2 separate regions of the Homo sapiens genome follow, and region 2 is linked to region 1. Evidence: chromatin loops called from intact Hi-C (ENCODE). Cell type or tissue: heart left ventricle. All regions are shown on one strand. Each heading gives the region's core, and the rest is flanking DNA. Links, peaks and the distances in the headings are about the cores only.

Evidence for each region. Hi-C counts contacts between places; a loop is a spot of excess contacts. Peaks named below come from ENCODE experiments on the same cell type or tissue, not always from the same donor. Only the 100,000 strongest peaks of a DNase experiment are listed, where the experiment ranks them.
Region 2: a loop joins it to region 1, with 7 times the contacts of the local background. A loop is called at or near these places in 5 of 110 quality-filtered maps.

Annotation. Positions count from the first base shown.
Region 1 is chr10:14,445,771-14,455,863 of GRCh38, reverse strand. No RefSeq gene overlaps it. Among named protein-coding and RNA genes, the nearest start is that of MIR1265, 14 kb to the right of the region's middle. RefSeq lists an enhancer at 7,607-8,107. In heart left ventricle, for the core only: no CTCF peak of the experiment used is centred there; DNase peaks (open chromatin) are centred at 5,623 and 7,523; H3K27ac peaks cover 664 bases.
Region 2 is chr10:14,391,224-14,401,316 of GRCh38, reverse strand. No RefSeq gene overlaps it. Among named protein-coding and RNA genes, the nearest start is that of MIR4293, 13 kb to the right of the region's middle. In heart left ventricle, for the core only: a CTCF peak has its summit at 4,558; a DNase peak (open chromatin) is centred at 3,966; H3K27ac peaks cover 397 bases.

The DNA of each region.
Region 1 (10,093 bases), core at 3,135-8,134:
TTTTATATATTTTTAATGGTCAATTTTTTTAGAACATTAAAGTAACTGAAAAATTTGGGGAAATGGGAAGGTAGGTGTATTAAAACTCATGTAATTATTTTACATCAAAATACTCAGAAAACGTATCCATTTCTCTTCTCAGAATTAACATCCATCAAACACACTTTCAATTACTTTGTATTCTGTGTTACAACTTACAACTTTCAATTAAAAAGAAGATAAGCAAAGAAGTAGATTTTGAATATGTTGTTAATGTGTTTGCTTTCATTATATCCAGGAAAGTAAAATTATAGCAAATTCTTTTGGGGGTATAAATAAAATATTTACACTTAAAATAACATTGTGATTTTTAATACCTTGTTCAATTGTTTCAATATTTTGAATTATTTTTATGCTATGAAAAACATGTTTAAATTATATGTTAAAAGCCCGTATATAGGCTGGGCACAGTGACTCACACCTGTAATCCAGCACTTTGGGAGGCCAAAGCAAGTGAATTACCTGAGGCCAGGAGTTCAAAACCAGACTGGCCAACATGGCGAAACCCCGTCTCCACTAAAAATAAAAAAATTAGCCAGGCCTGGTGGCGCAAGCCTGTAATCCCAGCTTCTTGGGAGGCTGAGGTGGGAGAATCGCTTGATCCTGGGAGGTGGAGTTTGCAATGAGCTGAGATCATGCCACTGCACTCCAGCCCGGGGGACAGAGCGAGGGTCTGTCTCAAAAAAAAAAAAAAAAAAAAAAAAAAAGGAAAAAAGCCTGTAAACAGACGTGCACAGTTTTCCTTTAGCCTCTGCAAACATCGTAACTTGGCATGGCACTGTTGTGTCCTGTCTTTATGTAAAATTTTTGTTTTGTTTATCACGGATATATTTGTGCTAACTTAGATTTTAAAAAAAACTATTGCATTAAAATATTATTTATGTCGATTGCTGAGTGGTTTTGCAACCTTTCATATTTTGCCTGTGAGGTGAGCACCTTACTAGCTCTGGCCTGCAGGGGAGGGGAGGTTCTTGAACAGCCTCTGTAGCAGCCCAGGTGAGAGAGATGGCGGCTTGGGCCAGGTGTTGGAAGTGGAGCTGCGGAAGGCTTTGAAGGGGGCAAATCCGTCTCACCATGTCGGTGGCGGCATTAGCATTACTTCTTGCTATGAGGATACTGATGTGCCGGTTCTTACTCTTCGCTTTCTGCAGCAAGGAGAAAGGATGTCATTTTGCTTTCGTGTTACAGTTTCATGAAAGCTGACTTTTGATATCCCATATTCATTTTTCACTTAGGCCAAGTCTTTACACCCATAAAGTCAGCAATTTTCTTTTAACAATTCGGATATTGAAGTAGGGAGGAAACGTAGTCTCTAGGAGATTCTCTTTCATAGTCAGGCTGTGTGGACCGAATAAATGCGGTGCCAGAGGCCTCTGATCATAATCACGCCAAGGAAATAATCCATTCCATTAAGAAGCCCGGCGCCATAAATAAACCAACATGCCGCTGTAGGCTTACAGGACTGTGTCCCATCTGAGACTCAAATGTGGATGTAAACTCAGCCCGTGGTGATTACTACGAGCGTCTGATGAGTGATTTTTATGAAGTCTTCTAAGATGTAAGAGTGATGGGCGAGGGGAGTACAGTAATGATCCTCTGTGCAGAGTTCCCATGGATATGGTCATTTTGACATGGATTGGTAAATTTTCTGGGTGATGAGGTTTTTTTTTTTTTCTGAATATCTCATTAATTTTTTTCCTTTCATTTTCCTTTTCTGATTTTTTTAAAGGAAGCTGATTTTAGTTGAAATGACACGCTCCTGTGGAAAGAGCATGTGCAAATTATCTTTTGTTGGAAACGAAAGGGCATGACATGAATACTTTTCCTCCGAAGGGTTTCAGAGAATGCATTCAGTCTTCTGGACAGAGAAATAATTGGCTCCAATTAACTATGCAAGGAGGATTCAAATGTAATTTTAAAAGCAAGTGTCTTTTGGGTAGCTTACTTTCCAGGCACAGGTGGGTTACGGCTTCCAGGTTTCGCCTCTCCCCAGCTGCTGCTTATCGGTCTGAGACACTTACAGAATCCGAAGTAGGGAGGGGTGGAATTTCAGACCCAGAAAGGGAGTTTTCAAATCAACTGTGACTTTGTCCTTGGATACATTCACTCTGCTTTGGGAGTCAGTTTGGAGCTAAGGACCATACATTCCTCAGGGCTACTGCTTCTCAGGAGAACTGGTAACAGAAATCCTATCTTTTCTTTATTACATTTATTTAACAAATGCTTGTCACCTGCCCATGATATGCCAGGCACGGGGTCAGGCTGCAGGTGTGAGACAAGGAATCTTTCAAACACCTGTGGGTTGGAAACTTAAGGAAGTAGTTTTTGAGTGGATCTAGTGGGACGATTTGTCACGATCATGCCCCCAGGCCCAGGCCAGCTAATGGCTGCAGTCTGCTCTCTCCTTGTGGGACTGGGGCACGTTGGCCACTCTGTGCTCTGCAGTGGGGCCTATCTGCCACCCACCCATTTCCCTGAACAGTCACTGGATCCCAGCTCACGAAAGAAGGACGTCCTTACTTCTCTTCCAGCTGCACCTCCGAAACAGAAGAGGTAATCTGTTATCTGTGAGAAGGAAGAAGACCTTGCCAAAATGAAGCTACTCTCTCGGCCGTTTGCCTCCTTTTCAGAAATGTCTGGTCCTTTACTCATTTTTTTTTTCACTTTTCTTCTTTTTTTTTAAATTTTATTTTACTTTAAGTTCTGGGATACATGTGCAGAATATGCAGGTTTGTTACATAGGTATACATGTGCCATAGTGGTTTGCTGCACCTATCAACCTGTCATCTAGGTTTTAAGCCCCACATGCATTAGGTATTTGTCCTAATGCTCTCCCTTGCCTTGCCCCCAACTCCGGTGTGTGTTGTCCCCCTCCCTGTGTCCGTGTGTTCTCATTGTTCAACTCCCACTTATGAGTGAGAACACGTGGTGTTTGGTTTTCTGTTCCTGTGTTAGTTTGCTGAGAATGATGGTTTCCAGCTACATCCATGTCCTTGCAAAGGACATGAACTCATTATTTTTTATGGCTGCATAGTATTCCATGGTATATATATGTCACATTTTCTTTATCCAGTCTATCATTGATGGGCTTTTAAAAAAATTTCTAATCTTTAATTTTTTTGGGTGCATAGTAGGTGTATATATTTATGAGGTGTGTGAGATGTTTTGATACAGGCATGCAATGCATAATAATCATGTCATGGAGGGTGGGTGTTCCTTCCCTCAAGCATTTGTCCTTTGTTTATTACAGATAATCCAATTACACTCTTTTAGTTATTTTAATAAAATGTACAATTAACTTATTATTGACTATAGTCACCCTGTTGTGCTGTCAAATACTAGGTCTTATTGATTCTATTTTTTTTTTGTACCCATTAAGCATCCCCACCTCCCCCATCCCCATTACCCTTCCCAGCCCATGGTAACCATCCTTGTACTCTCTATCTCCATGTGTTCAATTGTTTTTATTTTTAAATTCCACAAATAAGTGAGAACGTGCGATGTTTGTCTTTCTGTGCCTGGCCTGCTTCACTTAACATCATGACCTCTGGTTCCATTCATGTCGTTGCAAATGACTGAATCTCATTCTTTTTTATGGTTGAATAGTACTCCATTGTGTATAAGGACCCACAGTTTCTTTATTTATTCATCTGTTACTAGATGAATCAATAATGGTTGCTTCCAAATCTTGGCGATTGTCAATAGAGCTTCAACAAACACAGGAGTGCAGAGATCTCTTTTATATATTGATTTCCTTTCTTTTGGGTATATACTCCATAGTGGGATTGCTGGATCATATGGTAACTCTTTTTTTAGTTTTTAGAGGAACTTCGTTCATTTTTTTAATTTGGCTATTTGTGGGATTTTTTTTTTTTTCTTGCCATTGAGTTGTATGAGAATTTGAGTTGTATGAGAATTTTTTCAATTGAGTTGTGTAAGAATTTCCATGCAGCTCTTCCAGGGAGCCTTATATTTTAAATATTAACCCCTATATTAATCTGTTTTCACACTGCTGATAAAGACATACCTGAGACTGGGAAGAAAAAGAGGTTTAATTGGACTTACAGTTCCACATGGCTGGGGAGGCGTCAGAATCACGGCCGAAGGCAGAAGGCACTTCTTACATGGTGGTGGCAAGACAGAAAGAGGAGGAGAGGAGGCAAAAGCAGAAACCCCTGATAAACCCATCAGATCTCATGAGACGTATCCACTATCATGAGAATAGCACAGGAAAGGCCGGCCTCTATGATTCATTTACCTCCCCCTTGGGTCCCTCTCACAACATGTGGGAATTTTGGGAGATACAATTCAAGTGAGGATTTTGATGGGGACACAGCCAAACCATATCAACCCCTTATCAGATACGTGGTTTGCAAATATTCTCTCCCATTCTGTAGGTTGCCTTTTCACTCTGTTGATGGTTTCCTTTGCTGTGCAGAAGTGTTCTCATTTGATGTAGCCTCAGTTCTCTATTTGTGCTTTTGTTGCCCGTGTTTTTGGTGCCATATCCAAAAAAATTATTGCCAAGGCTGAAGTCAAAAAGCTTTTTCTTCTGTTTTCTTGTAGTAATCTTATAGTTTTTGTGCTTGCATTTAAGTCATTAGTCCATTTTGATTTGTTGCTTGTATATGTTGAGAGGTAGGGATTTAGTTTCATTCTTCTGTATGTGAATATCCAGTTTTCCCAGCATCATTTTTTGAAGAGACTGTGCTTTCTCCACAACCTTTCCAACATCTGTTATTTTTTGACTTTTTCATAATTGCCATTCTGACTGGTGTCAGACAGTGTCTTATTGTGGTTTTGGTTTGTATTTCTCTAATGATCAGTGATGTTGAGCGTTTTTTTCATATACTTGTTGGCCATGTATATCCAAAGAGCATTTCTATTGTGAAGGAGGCAAAAACAGGGAGGCACTCTAGACATGGACCTTCATTCATACTGGGAGTAGTTTAGAAAGTCCTGGGCACACGGTTGCCTCCTCTTCAGGTTACCTCTCCAGCTCATTGGGAAACATAGTGGCGGGACGACTTCCGCTGATTCTGAAGTCACTGTGGCCATCTTTCCCAGGAGGCCCCAGCCTGAAGATTTGACCTTTAATAGATGAGTGATTTACAAAGCAAGGGCTTTGTCAAGGTCACCCAGCAGAGGATGCGGCAGAGCCCAGACAGGGGAACTCAGTGCCTTGATTGAAGTTCACTTTCCTCTCACCACGTGACACAGAAAGTAGCTCAGCAGAGTAGAAGTACCTGAGCAGAGTAGAAGTACACAAGGCTGAGGGGCCTTGTGTTTGTCCCAGCAGAGCCACCAACTCCCTGTGAGGCCTCGGGCAGCATCTCCTGGCATCAGTTTCCTTTAGAATTTCAAGTGGTAAACATGCGGCATCTGCATGCCTGGCCTAGAAGCAGTGATTCATTCTTCACTAATTCAGCAGTTGCAGTGACTTTGTAGAACGTAAGTACTGCTGATAACCAAAAGTAGACTGTACTTTAAAATGCCAAGCTGGCCTGGGGCCCTGCCAGCTGCCCTCTGTCAGCCTAGAAAGGCATGGAAGGAAAAGAGTTTGTCAGGCCCTTGACTTGTGACCCTGACAGTGCCAGCAGGACCTGAGGACCTCTGTGATCCTTCTGCATGGTGGGCAGGGCCAGCCCTGGCTGAGGGAGAAGCGCTGACCATACTGCCAGGCAGGAGAGTGGCTCTGCTTGCTGGAGAGTGGAAAGTCTCATTCCTTTCTGAAGAATTTCCACTCAGCTCTTCCAGGGAGGCCTCAGCTGAATCAGAGGGACCCATTTCTGTTCACGTGGTCAGAATGCCATATCCAGAAACACCTCTGAATTCGACTTTCTTTTCTCTTCCTTTACGGGAATGAAGTGTGACCATTTGATCGTTAAATGTCATGGTGTGTGTGTATGTATGTATTTGTGCATATGTATATGTGGATGTATATGTGTGTGTATTCGTGTATGTCTGCATGTGTGTGTACTGTGCATGTGTGTGTTTATGTGTATCTGTGCATGAACATGCATTCACATGTTTTACCTGTGTGTGCATGTGTTGTGTGTACATATGTGTATTTGCATGTGCATGCATGTACATGTGTATATTGTATACAAGTGTATGTGTGTATGTATGTGTGTGTTTATGTGTGTGCTTATGCATGTATATGTGTATATTGTGTGTGCACATGTGTGAGTGTGCACATGGTTGTGTGCACATGTGTGTATGCATGTGTATGCATGCATGCATGTACACGAGAATGTTGTATGCAACTATGTGTGTGTTTATGTGTGTGCACATGTGTAGGTGTTTGTGTGCATGCATGTACATGTGTATTGTGTGCACATGTGTGTGGTTGTAATTGTATGTGTACACACATGTATGTGCATGTGTATATTGTCTGTGTATGTGTGGTTGTGTATGTGGTTGTATGTGTGCCCACATGTGTATGAATGTGCATGTGTCTATTGTTTGCACGTGTGTACGTGTGGCTGTGTGTGTACATGGTTGTATGGGTGCCCACATGTGCATGTATGTGTATATTGTGTGAACGTATGTGTGGTTGTGTACATGGTTGCATGTGTGCCCACATGTGTATGTGTGTGCAGGTGTCTATTGTGTGCACGTGTGTATGGGTGGTTCTGTATATATATGGTTGTATATGTGCCCACATGGGTATATGCGTGCATGTGTCTATTGTGTGCACGTGTGTATGTGTGTGTGGTTTTATGTATATGCACATGTATGTGCATGTTGGAGGTGGCATGTTAGGGTGGAAGGGGAAGGTAACCAGCAAATGTGGAGAGTTTAAAGGCAGAAGAGAAACATGGACTTCCTGAGTGAGGCAGCTCCCACAGCTGGGACTGAGTTAAAAGCTGGTGTCATGATCCTTTCACATCCCAGCATTTGCACCACCACCCAGATGGCTCTCAGCCATCAAAAGGAGAGAGCCACCTCCCCTGCCCTTCCTGCCCCTCTCCTCCAGCTGATCGTCCCTCTCCTTTCTTCCTGTCTCCCTCTCCTCCCTCCCTCTCCTCCTTCCTTGCCGGTGCTGCTTTCTCTCACTGTCCTTCCCTTCTCCCGCCTTGGCTGCGACTGGATTTCTTTGTAGCTAACTGTTCCTGGCTTTAAAGCCAGCTTCTGTTATACGTCCCCACCCTGTGCTCAGCTCACATCCTATTTCCTTTGTAGAGAACGTGAAACCCAGTAGGGAACCCCAGGCCTCCCTGATCCCCTTCCCTCTCTTGCTTCTAGGACCTGTTGCTGAAAGCCAAATGCACAGAAGAAAGTGGGTGACAAATGGTGATACAAGACAACGAGCACCTGCAGTGTCCTCACGGGGAAGAGCAGGGAGGGTGGGTGTCAGAGAAGGCCCTGCAGGAGCACCTGCAACATGGCACCATGGGCCAAGCACAGGGACTGGGGACCTGTTGAGGACAGCTGTGGGCAGGGGCTTGCCCAGCCAGGCCCTGCTGCTATGGTGGACTTGGACCTCCCTGAAGGTGTCGCCTGCAGCAGCAGACCACGGTGGGGACAAATGAGAGGACACCTGCTTCAATACCACAGTGTGAGAGAGTCCGGTAGGGCATCGAGTTCTGATGTCCCTTCTTTCAGCAGTAACAGGACAGACTGGCAGAAGAGGGCCTCGGGCTCGGATGCCATAATGGGTGATGGAGTCAGCCAACATTGCTCCTTCAGTGTGCATGCCCTTGTTCATTTGCTTATTCACGACAGATGGTCCCTGGGTGCCGACTGGGTGGCAGGAGCCGTTCTAGCTGCTGGGGACCCTTGACTCCCCCTGACTGAGCCACCTGGGCATTGCCAACTGGCCTTGGAGAAAGTGACTTCATGTTGGGGGCCAACAAAAGACCGTACCATTTGGGGTCCAGACCGATTACTTGGAAAGCTCCTGGCTCCCTCCCTCTGACCTTCAGCAGCTTCAAGGTCAGGAGTGGTTTTTGGGCTGCCAGGGCTTTAGATGTGGCCACCTGTCCCCACTTGCCAGGCAAGGGACTGAGCTGACTGTCCCCAGATCCTCATGTTCAGGCCAGAGTTACTCAACTTCTAATCATTTTATTAGTTAACAATTTGTGAGACTTTATTATGCAAAGAGTTTGATGGCTAAAACAATGAAAAACCCACTGTCCTACTGAATCAGCCTCTGATTAGGCAGGCGGTGAATGTGATTTTCTAACCCCGGTTCAAAGTCTAACCTGTGGCAAATCAATTCCTTATTACTGCCTCACGTATTTTATCTGGGGAAGAAGGGTAACAATGATTAACAGCTTGCCTAGGTATCTATTTATATATTCAGAATAATTTGAAAAACAATGAGTTATTATATACTCATTTCTTCTTTCTCACAGTTACAGTAACAATGGACAAAACAGTGTTTAGTTTTTGGAAGAAAGAAGCAAAGCGCTTCTAAATGGCTGATTTCTGCGTAGTAATAGCCTAGCTCCCAGAACACGTTTGTCTCTAGCACAGCCATATTATCTTTAAAAAGCCCGTGTACATTTGGGCCTCCCACATATCAATAATTAAACGGCATCATGGAATAAATATTGCAGCAGCCTCCTCTCTCCCTCTTCCTTTCCACATGGGCACTTTGACATTTTGTGCTGCCAGATTGCCTGACAAATTTGTTTACCACTGAGAAATAAATTGCCTTTCTAACCCAAAGCGGTGCCCAAACAGTGTCCACTCTTGTAAGAAGACGTAAAAGATATACTTTGATTAAAAGAAAATGTCAACAAGGGGAAATACTGAGCTTTCTTCTTGACTGCAGCCAGGAGCCCTAAAGCAAAGGTTGATACAATGAGAAATTAAAAGTGGTGCACAGAAAAAGCCCCCAAGCCTCCTATCACTTTATAACACAACATTTTCTGGTATATTTTTCACAGAAGTAAAAATTGTTGATGCATGTACCTAAATTCCCTGGCTATTCATTTCTTCATTTTTTGTATTTTTCTTTCTAAATTTAAAAATGATTATGACCTAATTTGTATGTAAAAAAGATTTATATTATATATTTATATTTAAGGTGTGAAGAATGATTGACAGCCATATACTTACTATTCCGTTTAAGGATATTGCTAGTACTTTATGTTCATATTCTCTTCCTTTATCCCCAGAGATAAACAATATTCTAATTTTTATGCTTATCATTCCCTTGCTTTTTATTATAGTTTTAGTACATAAGTATATATTCTTAGATAGTTTAGTTTTTGTGTATTTTTTATGCTTATTTTAATAGTATAAGTATAAATCCTTAGGTAGTTTAATTTTTGTTTATTTTTGATGCTTATATTAATAGTATACTGCTTTTATTCTGTGACTTTTAAAAAAAATTTCATGTTTTGGCTGGGTGCAGTGGGTCACGCCTGTAATCCCAGCAGTTTGGGAGGCTGAGGCAGGTGGATCACGAGGTCAAGAGATGGAGACCATCCTGGCCAACATGGTGAAACCCCGTCTCAACTAAAAATACAAAAAAAATTAGCCAGGTGTGGTGGCACACACCTGTAGTCCCAGCTACTTGAGAGGCTGAGGCAGGAGAATTGCTTGAACCCAGGAGGTAGAGGTTGCAGTGAGCCAAGATTGCACCACTGCACTCCAGGCTGTGTGACAGAGCAAGACTCCATCTCAAAAATAAATAAATAAATAAATACATACATAAAAGAAAAAAATTCATGTTTAAGAAATGTATGCTTAATAAAATCTATTAGTGTATGTAATTGTAATTAGTGACTTTTAATTGTTCTGCAATAGTCTATAGACTTACTGGTGTCTTTTTTTTTTTTTTTTTTTGGCATTATAAATAATGTGGTCATGAACATTCTTGAGGATGCTCCCTGGTGCTCTAGTGCAAGATTTTTTTGAGGGTGTTCCCTGGGAGCGGAACTGCAGAGTCACGGAGATGTGCATCTATGACTTAACTAGATCATGTCAAATTACTTTCCAAAATGGTTGTAACACTTTATGCTCTCAACTGAGTGTGTAAGAGCTCCCCTTGTGCCACAACCTCACCAACACTTAGTATCTTTTTAACTTAAAAATTTTT
Region 2 (10,093 bases), core at 2,667-7,666, 54 kb after region 1:
GAGAGGAGAGACCAAAAAATGCCTTCTATATCTCCAGCATAGAAGAGTGGTGGTAAGTACAGGGAGGAGCGGAGTTTGAAGGGAAGAGCACGATTTCTGCTGCGGTCCTCAGTGAGGAAATCCAGGAAGACAGGCCAGGTGGAAACAGGAATTGGAAACATGAGTTTGGGGCTTGGGGAGGAGGCGAAGCTGGTGGTATCTATTTGCAAGTCATCAGCATGTGTATTGGTTTCCAGTGGCTGCTATTACGGAGAACCATAGACTGGGTTACTTAAAGCAATAGAAATTTATTCTGTCACTGTTTCTGGAGGCCAGAAGTCTGAAATCAAGGTGTCATCAGAGTTGGTTCCCACAGGAAGCTCTAGGGAGAATCTGCTCCATGTTTCCCTCCTGGCTTCTGATGGCTGCCCACAGTCCTTGGAGTCCACTAGCTTGTAGACCTATCACTCCCATCTCTGCCGCTATCTTCAAAAGGCATTCTCCCCATGTCTGTCCCTGTGTCTCTTCTCCTCTTATGGAGACTCTAGTCATACTGGATTAGGGCCCATGCTATTCCACATGACCTCACCATAACGAATTATATCTTGAGAGACCCCATTTACAAATCAGTTCACGTTCTGAGGCTCCAGGAAGGACACAGATTTTTGGGAGGGGACCCTGTTCTGCCCAACACAATATCTATGTGGTATTTAAAACAATGGGATTATGAGCTCATTCAAGACAGGGGTAACGAGTTGAGGACAAAACACCAAATTTTGGAGCTAGTGCAGACAGAGGAGCCATAGATGGAGAGGAGAGTCTGGCAGAACCAGGAGAGGCAACATCACAGAAATGGACAGTTTCAGGAGGAAGATGGCAGTGGACATTGTCAAGTTTGTTAGTGGAAGAGAGATAGTTTGGAATTGTCATTGAGGGAAAAGGGAGCTGGCCAGCAGTGAGTAAAAGACTAAGAATCCTTTTCAGATGTAGACTAGGACTTTGTAGACACACTATGCAATTTTCCCTATTATAAGCTTTCTTTCTTTTGTGTTCAGAAGCAGAGAAGGTAGAACATAGTACTAATGTAAGAATGAGGTCTTGGTAGGTAAGTGGACAGGAGGAACTAGGTGCAAGAGAATTGGGTGCAAGACTGCAGAGAAGCTCAGATGATCAGCCATGGAGTTGAGGCTGGTGAGAAAGGAGGAGGGACCAGGAGATGCTGATGGACTGAAGAGAGGAACATAGCAATTGATTAGATTGTGAAATGTAAGAGAGTGCCTCCAATTATAGATGCTAATAGTTATTAATAATAACTTTAATTTTCTCATTTCAACCAAGACAATTTCATGTTTAGCTAAGTGAAGATGTTGTGGGTGAAGAGATGTTGCTCCTAGGAAATTTAATGGAATTTAAAAAATGCATGAATCTCAATGATTACTGATGACTCATAAAACCTTTTCTTGGAGCTCAATGGACTAATTCAAAGTCGCACTAGATAATTAGTGGCAAGGCAGAGACTGGAATGAGGGCAATGGTAATATCAACCACCCGACCGATAGATATGATCCATGTTTAGCCTTACCAAACCTGATGACTGTCTTTTCTCAATGCACTTTGTCACTCAACCCTTCCTTTCCTTTCCACCACCTCCACCTTAGCTCACAACCTCATCACCTTGTGCTAGATTTAAGGAGGGAATGTCCAGGTGCTAGCCACACTTCTAGTCCTTTCTCTACCCTAATTTTGTTTCACAGGCCATAGAATCATGGAGTTTCTAGAGAAGAATAATGAGGCTTTCAATGGATTTCAACTTCCTGGGCTCGAGCGATCCTCCCACCTCAGGCTTTCAAGTAGCTAGGACTACAGGCATGTGCTAGCACGCCAACGAAGTTTTGTCCACCTCAGCCTTTCAAGTAGCTAGGACTACAGGCATGTGCTACCACGCCAATGAAGTTTTGTAGAGATGGGATCTCACTATATTGCCCAGGCTGGTCTCAAACTTCTGGGCTTAAGCGATCCTCCTGCCTTGGCCTCCCAAAGTGCTGGAATTATGGACATGAGTCTCCACTCCCAACCTGAAAGTTTCTATGCATTTCTCCCATACAAAACACTTTGTGACTTCCCATTTTCTACACGGTGAAATCTACATTTCTAGCCTCTATTATCTGACTTCTGTTTGATTTCTCACGTTATTCTCCTGCAAGTTGCCTTTTACAACCAGAATGACCCAAACCATTTCTTTCCCCCTCAAAACCACTGTAATCATATTCTTATATACTGGAATTATCTACTTCTTCTTGTCCACTCTACTTAGTCCATATATTCTCAAGCTACAAGTTATGTCCTATATCCTCTTTGAATTCTTCTCCCACCATTTTAGCCTCTCACCAACTTTTTGTTTTCTAGTGACTTTCTTTGGTTTTTATTAACCATACTGTTCATGGAGCATATTTTATTTTTCAATATTTTTACTATTAATTTTGTGGGTACACAGTGTATATATTTCTGGGATACCTGAGATATTTGGATACAGTCATGCAATGCATAATAATCATATCAGGGTGAATGGAGATCCATAGCCTCAGGCATTTATCCTTTGTATTATAAACAATCCAATTATACTCTTTTAGCTATTTAAAAATGAAAAATTGGCCGGACGTGGTGGCTGGTGCCTCTAATCCCAGCACTTTGGGAGGCTGAGGCGGGTGGATCATGAGGTCAGGAGGTCAAGACCATCCCGGCCAACATGGTGAAACCCTGTCTCTACTAAAAATACAAAAAAAATTAGCTGGGCATGGTGGCGGGGACTTGTAGTCCCAGCTACTCGGGAGGCTGAGGTATGAGAATTGCTTGAACCAGGAGGCACAGGTTGCAGTGAGCTGAGATTGCACCACTGCACTCCAGCGTGACAACAGAGTGAGACTCTGTCTCAAAAAAAAAAAAAGTACAATTAAATTCATATTGACTATAGTTACCCTATTGTTCTATCAAATACTAGATATTACTCATTATTTCTAACTATTTATTTGTACCTATTAACCATGCTCCACCTACTATCCCACCACCTCACTAACCTTCCCAGCCTCTGGTAACCATCATTCTCTCTATCTCCATGAGTTCAACTGTTTTAATTTGAAGTTTCCACAAATAAGTACGAACACCCGAAGTATGTCTTTCTGAGACCACGAGGCATATTTTATGTAATACTATGCATTAGTTTTTATTTTTTTGTATTTCTTTTCCTTTTTGCCAGATCTAAAAATTCTTGGAAAAGCCAACGTGATATGGTAGAAAATCCTGAAAAGAGAGTAAGAGAACCTAGGTTGTAAACCTAGTGATACAAGTGATTAACTCTGTGATTTTGAGTAAATCTCAGGGCACCTCAAGTCTCTGTTTATAGACGTAAGACCTGCGCTGGTCTCTTGGGCATGCTAGGTGCTCAATACATCATTGATGCTTTCTTCAGAACCCCCCTTTCCTAATTATGAAATTCTAGACATGCAGAGGCTAGGGGCCACTTTGAATTCCCATGTTCTTAAGGAATGCAATTGCCCTCAAAGATGGTTTGTTTTAAAATTTTAAAAATTAAATATACTCCCTTTGTTTCACCACTGATTTTCTCTTCTTTATAGTACCTGCTTCCGAGTACTAATAAACAGAGCAACCTTGACTTAATGCCTTAGATAGAGAAAAGAAGGTTCAATTGCACACCTTGAGAAAAATGAACCAGAAGGTTTGCTAGAATCCCTGCAGGAGAGGACATTATTTGGTTTGGGAAGGAAATGGACTTCAATTCTCTGGTCTCTTCATTGTTTGACTTTGCAGCTTTTTTTTTTTTTTTTTTTTTCCCCAAACTCCATGGGTCAAGGAAAAAGGAAGGTGAAACCCATGGACAACTGCGACATCAGACACAGCTGGCTGGGCCGCTCCGCCAGCCCCCACTCAGCAGGCGGGATGCAATGTTCAGGGCAAGGGAGGCAGCCAGCCCCTGGCGTGACATTTTCAGCTGTGCAGCTGTGGGCCCTGGCACGTTGCTGCTGGAGCTTGATGGTTGCCTTCCAGCCCCTGAATAGCTTTTGATTAGGATGGGATGCCTAGCAGATGAGTCAGATTTAAACCACGCTGCATGTGGTTAGTAGCAGCCATTTTTTTAATCACTGTCATATTGACGGGGATTACAACTCCCCATGAGATGTCTTAATTTATTTGGCCCCTAACCTTTAAGATGACAATCGCATTTTGTGAGCTTCTGATGCTTTTCTTTTTACAGTCACAATTTCCCCCAGACCCAGGCCTTTAACTCCTTTCCAGAATTAGATGGACCATGGATACCATCAGTTCTGGGCCTGACTGTACTGTAATTAGAGTCCCAGAAATGTTTGGAGCTGACTTTTACACCCTATTCTTCTTATGATACCAGAAGTTGGTGTGCTCTGGATCAGAGAGGGAATTTCAGAGCAGAAACAACTAATAAAACTGTGACCTGGAGTGGTGGGGGAAATGGATACCAGGCATTCAACAGAAAGGCCGTAGAATATGGGGCCTCCTAAAGTGTGATTCCCCTCATGGCCACTAGGTCAATGAGTCCTGAAATTTTGCCAACAGAAAATAATTCTTCTGGCTTAAACGTGTTATTTTATTGGCAAGCAGGTGTTCCTGGAAGGGGTCGCCAATTGGTCTCTTTTCAGACATAAATGCCTAAATGTGCATGAGTTTGTCAGATCACTTCCTGAGGTTAGATTTTGTTGGAGAGCTCAAAAAGTGAAAGAAAGGGCTGCGTACATTCCTGTAATTCCAGCGCTTTGGGAGGCCGAGGAGGGCGGATCACCTGAGGTCAGGAGTTTGAGACCAGCCTGGCCAACACAGTGAAACTCCAACACTACTAAAAATACAAAAATTAGCCAGGCATGATGGCAGGCACCTGTAAATGCAGCTACTTGGGAGGCTGAGAGAGGGAGAATTGCTTGAACCCAGGAAGCGGAGATTGCAGTGAGCCGAGATCATGCCATTGCACTCCAGCCTGCGTGACAGAGCAAGCAAGGCTCAGTCTCAAAAAAAAAAAAAAAAAAAAAAAAAAAAAAGTGAAAGAATAAGGCACTGAACAATTGGTGGGATGAATCAGGAGAGGGGCTGTGGGGCTGTCAGAGATGGGGAGAGTAAAGAAAGGGGGGCTCACTGTACCCATTTTCCTAGGCATGGCACTGTTAAGGAACAGAATGATGGAAAATCTAGACATCGTAGATGATATTAGGTTGGTGCAAAAGTAATTGCAGTTTTTGCCACTAGAAGTAATGGCACCAACCTAATAGTGATAGGAACAAAGTCATGTTTAGAATTCTGCTCTCATAGAGAGACAGGGAACAACCCAGCCTGTACCTTATAGCACAGCAGTGCATTGAGTAAGGTCCAGGGGCATGTTAAACGCATAGCCTAATACATTCGCCCTCTCCCTACTCCTCCCATTCCAACAAAGCATTTCATAGTCCACGGTCCCTTGTCTCAGCTCTCATAACACCATATGAAAATACAAGAGCTTTCCACAAAGTCATGCTAAGAGGGTTAAGTCATTAAAAAGACAATATTGTACCTATATTAAAAATAAGAGCCATAAATAGTCCTATAGCCCTTGGAGTATAAATATTACTGTGTTTCCTTTATTTTCCCAAATTAAGATTGGTTGACCCCTGTGAAAATAAAAAATGATAAACTTAGAATCATATTATAGTAGTCTTAGTAAAAACTAGAAAAAATAAGGTTATAATGGCTTTGATAGGGTCAAATCTTGAAATAAAATAAACTTTGTTTGTAAAATGAGTTCAAGAACTCAAAGTGGTTGGGTGCAGTAGCTCACGCTCTAATCCTAACACTTCGGGAGGCAAAGGTGGGTGGATCACTTGAGGTCAGGAGTTTGAGGCCAGCCTGGCCAACATGGTGAAACTTCATTTCTACTAAAAATACAAAACTGATCCGGGAGTGGTGCCACGTGCCTGTAATCCCAGCTACTCAGGAGGCTGAGGCACGAGAATGGCTTGAACCTGGGAGGCAGAGGTTGCAATGAGCTGAGATCTCAACACTGCCCTTCAGCCTGGACAACAGAGTGAGACTTCATCTCAGAAAAAACAAAAACAGAAACTCAAAGTGCAGGACTAAGCACTTCCTAATCTCAAAAAATTGAGAAAAGTTAAATTAAGCAGTGCTCATATTTGGTGGTCAATAGAATACAATTGTACAACAACCTTCAGCCAAAGGAAGACACCTTTGGGTGTGGGGAAAAGGGGCAGGGGAGAAGGAGATAGATAGATAGATAGATAGATAGATAGATAGATAGATAGAGAGATAGATAGATAGATAGATTGATTATGGGAGTTCCTTCACATAATGATGGAGGCCACAAAGTCCCATGATATGCCGTCTTCAAACTGAAGACCCGGAGGAGCTGATGGGGTGATTCAGTCCGAGTCTGAAGACTTGAGAACCAGGGCAGCCAATGGTGCAACTGTCAGTCTGAGTCCAAAGACCTAAGAAACTGGAGGCCACTCATGTTGTATTTCAGAGTCCAAAGGCCAAAGAACCAGGAGCTCTAATGTCTGTGGGCAGGAGAAGATGCATGTCTCATTCAGCTTGAGAGATGGCTGGGCACAGTGGCTCACACTTATAATCCCAGCACTTTGGGAATCCGAGGCAGGAGGATCACTTGAGGCCGGTGGTTCCAGACCAGCCTGCCTGGGCAACAAAGCAAGACCTCATCTCTTAAAAAAAAAAAAAAAAGCAAATTTGTCCTTCCTCCATTTTTAAAATTCTCTTCTGGCCTCAATAGATTGGATGACGCTTGTCACATTGGTGAGGTGATCTTTACTCAGCCTGCCAATTCAAATGCTAACCTCTTCTGAAAACATACATGCAGAAATAATAATAATAATTTTACCAGCTATCTGGGCATCCCTTGGCCCAGTCAAGTTGACACAAAAAATTAACCATCACAACCAGAAAGCTCACATAGTCTAAAATGAGGTCTGTCAAACTTTGTTCTTAAGCTTACATGAGCATGCTATACTTCCAGAACCCAACACTTTGATATCTGGTCTTATGACTGCTGTTGATCAGATTTCAGGGACTGAGAAAATGCATATACTCCCTCTTAAATCAGACACAAAAGCCTCACTGAACTCAATAAGATTAATATATGTGGTGGGCCATTAGTCCATCTGTATTCAACTAGGAGTCTGATTCATTTCACATAAATAAAAGTAGGCAGCCAAAGTTATGTAATGAATATAGGGCATTTTCTATAATCACCTGACACACTTAGGACTACCATGTTCTAGATAGTCAGCATAAATATAGCCTAGTAAATAGTGTATATGTATATGTATATGTTCAAGAGAAGTGGGTAAAGTGAGCAAAGACTCCTCTAGGATTCCTGTGGTACTGAATCCTCTAGGATTCAGTGTCATGTACGTGATTTTGAGTGTACATTCTGAGTTCTTGAATAATGCCTATCTGGTTACCCAAAAGTGATCATCTCTATAAATGATACCATAATTTTCTTAGGGGATCTGGTTTAGTAAAGCAGATATATCAAGATACTCCTTGCTTGCCTGGGTGTGGCTGGAAATACACCAGATTGGAGAAATGTGCATCTGATAACCATTGAAGTTGAGGTTTTAGTTTATCTCCTTCAACCAAGGGTTCTCACTGAATCTTTTGAAGGTCAACGTCCCTATCCAGCCCAACCAAGTACTCTTAATAGTGATTTTGATCTTATGGTATATGACTAGCACTTTGTGTTATAACTCTTCATGCCGTATGCTCCCCTATTTGAAGGAATGTTATAAAATCCCCCCCACCTTATTGAATGCTATTGATTAACCGATTCAGTCATTTATTCACTCAGTTCTTTGTTTATTAAATAATGCCCGAAGTATTCTAGGCCATTAGTCAGGAGTTAGTTAACATATACTTTCTAAGCTCTGGGGTTAAAATGGTGAGACAAATAGACATGTTTTCCACTCTCACAATCTAGCAAAGAAGACAGACATTAAGCATGTAATGGAAACTCATTACATGCCTAATGACAGGCAGGGGAAATGCAGTAAAGAAGAACTGGATGTCATGGGCGCATTTGAGAGGGAGCCAGGGAAGTCAGGAAGGCTTCCTTGTGGAAGTCAAAGCAGAAATAGGTTGGAAGTATTTGCATATCACTGGATAGTGTGGATGCTATTTTGCCTGGGTTATAAGATGTGCCTGGGACCCCAACTCACTGATACTGTATTCTGTGGCCACTTGAATTGGTCATAAAGCTGTTTCATGTGTCTCTGCATTTCTGGAGGACAGTGATTCAATGGGACATGCATGAAACTAGGAGACCTGCACCCAGGTCAGTTGCTGGAGCGGGGGAAAACTTACAGACTTTCTTCAACCTTGAGCTGCTGCTGTTTACGGATTTTTATCCTTAAGTGTTAAAACAGTTTCAGGGTAGTCAATGACCTTATTAAGAACTTTCCTTTCTACTCTAGTCCTAATAGGGTAATTCGGGTTTTCACACCCCTATCATACTGAAGGGGAACATAAAGCAACTATGGATCTCACTAACAATGGCATCCAGTCAATAGCTCCCTGTGGGAGTCCAACCCACAAATCTTCCCCATCTCATCAAGGAATGCTTGGAGTTTCTTACATCTACTTCTGAGTAGCTATGAGAAGTTCTTTCCAGACTGCTTCTGAGGGATCCCCCTGTTTCAGTCACTGTGTCAATACCTTTGTGATAGTGCCAGGAGGTGCATCCCAATTTGCTGACATTAACTTGGGGTCTAGGTTCTCTTGTTTTGTTGAGACAGGCAGCCATGTGCTTTGGGTTCCTGACAGCAATGAATCTAGTTGTCTTTGCTTTGAATCAAAATTCCAGTTTGCCACAACCCATCCACCACCCTTCCAGAACTTGTCGCAACTCTTCTGTGGGAGAAGGAGAGAATTAAGAAGCAATATATTTGGGAGGCCGAGATGGGCGGATCATGAGGTCAGGAGATCGAGACCATCCTGGCTAACATGGTGAAACCCCGTCTCTACTAAAAATACAAAAAAAAATTTAAAAAGTAGCCAGGTGTGGTGGCACGCACCTGTAGTCCCAGCTACTCGGGAGGCTGAGGCAGGAGAATCACTGGAACCTGGGAGGCAGAGGTTGCCATGAGCCGAGATTGCGCCATTGCAGAGCAAGACTCCTCAAAAAAAAAAAAAAAAAGAAATATAAACAAGACCACTTGGTGCTGCCACCTGTGGGCCTGTGCCCCATTCCTGCTTCTTTTTTTTTTTTTTTGGAGGCAGAGTCTCACTCTGTCGCCCAGGCTGGAGTACAGTGGCACCTTCTCAGCTCATTGCAACCTCCGCCTCCTCCCAGGTTCAAGCAATTCTCCTGCCTCAGCCTCCTGGGTAGCTAGGATTACAGGTGTGCGCCACCACACCCGGCTAATTTTTGTATTTTTAGTAGAGATGGGGTTTCACCATGTTGGCCAGGCTGGTCTTGAACTGCTGACCTCAAGTGATCGGCCTGTCTTGACCTCCCAAAGTGCTGGGAGTACAGGTGTGAGCCACCACACACACTTCTTAGCTGACAATGTGGGCTCCTTAGCTTGGAGAAAGGGGCCCTGCCCAGATGCAGGAACAACGTGCAGATAATTTAGGGGAGAGGGAGCCCAATCTATTACACACAAATTCAAAATTTCCAAAGCTTTGCGTGGGAACTGCTGTTATAAATCCTGTTATCTGTTAATGGGATTTGGGCCTGAAACGCCCACATGCTGCTTTGAAATTTTCCTCCATCTGTTCATTTCTGCAAAGCTTATTTAGGGCAAGCGACGTAGCCTACTAGTGTTTCCAGCTGAACAATTTGGGATTGTAGATCTGTGGAGAAAATAGATAAATGGTTTGCTGGGGACTTCCTGCTATGTATCTTCTTAGGCCCCCTCCTCTGGCGTCTTCTGTTGAGAAGGTTCTTGAAGAAGTGGAGTAGGAGGAATCATTAGCAACACTGCATAGAAGGAAGAGTGATGGGCAAGAGTTGTCCACTCAACTGTGGAAATGAGATCAAATAAATACTTAAGAGACTCTTTTGGGAATT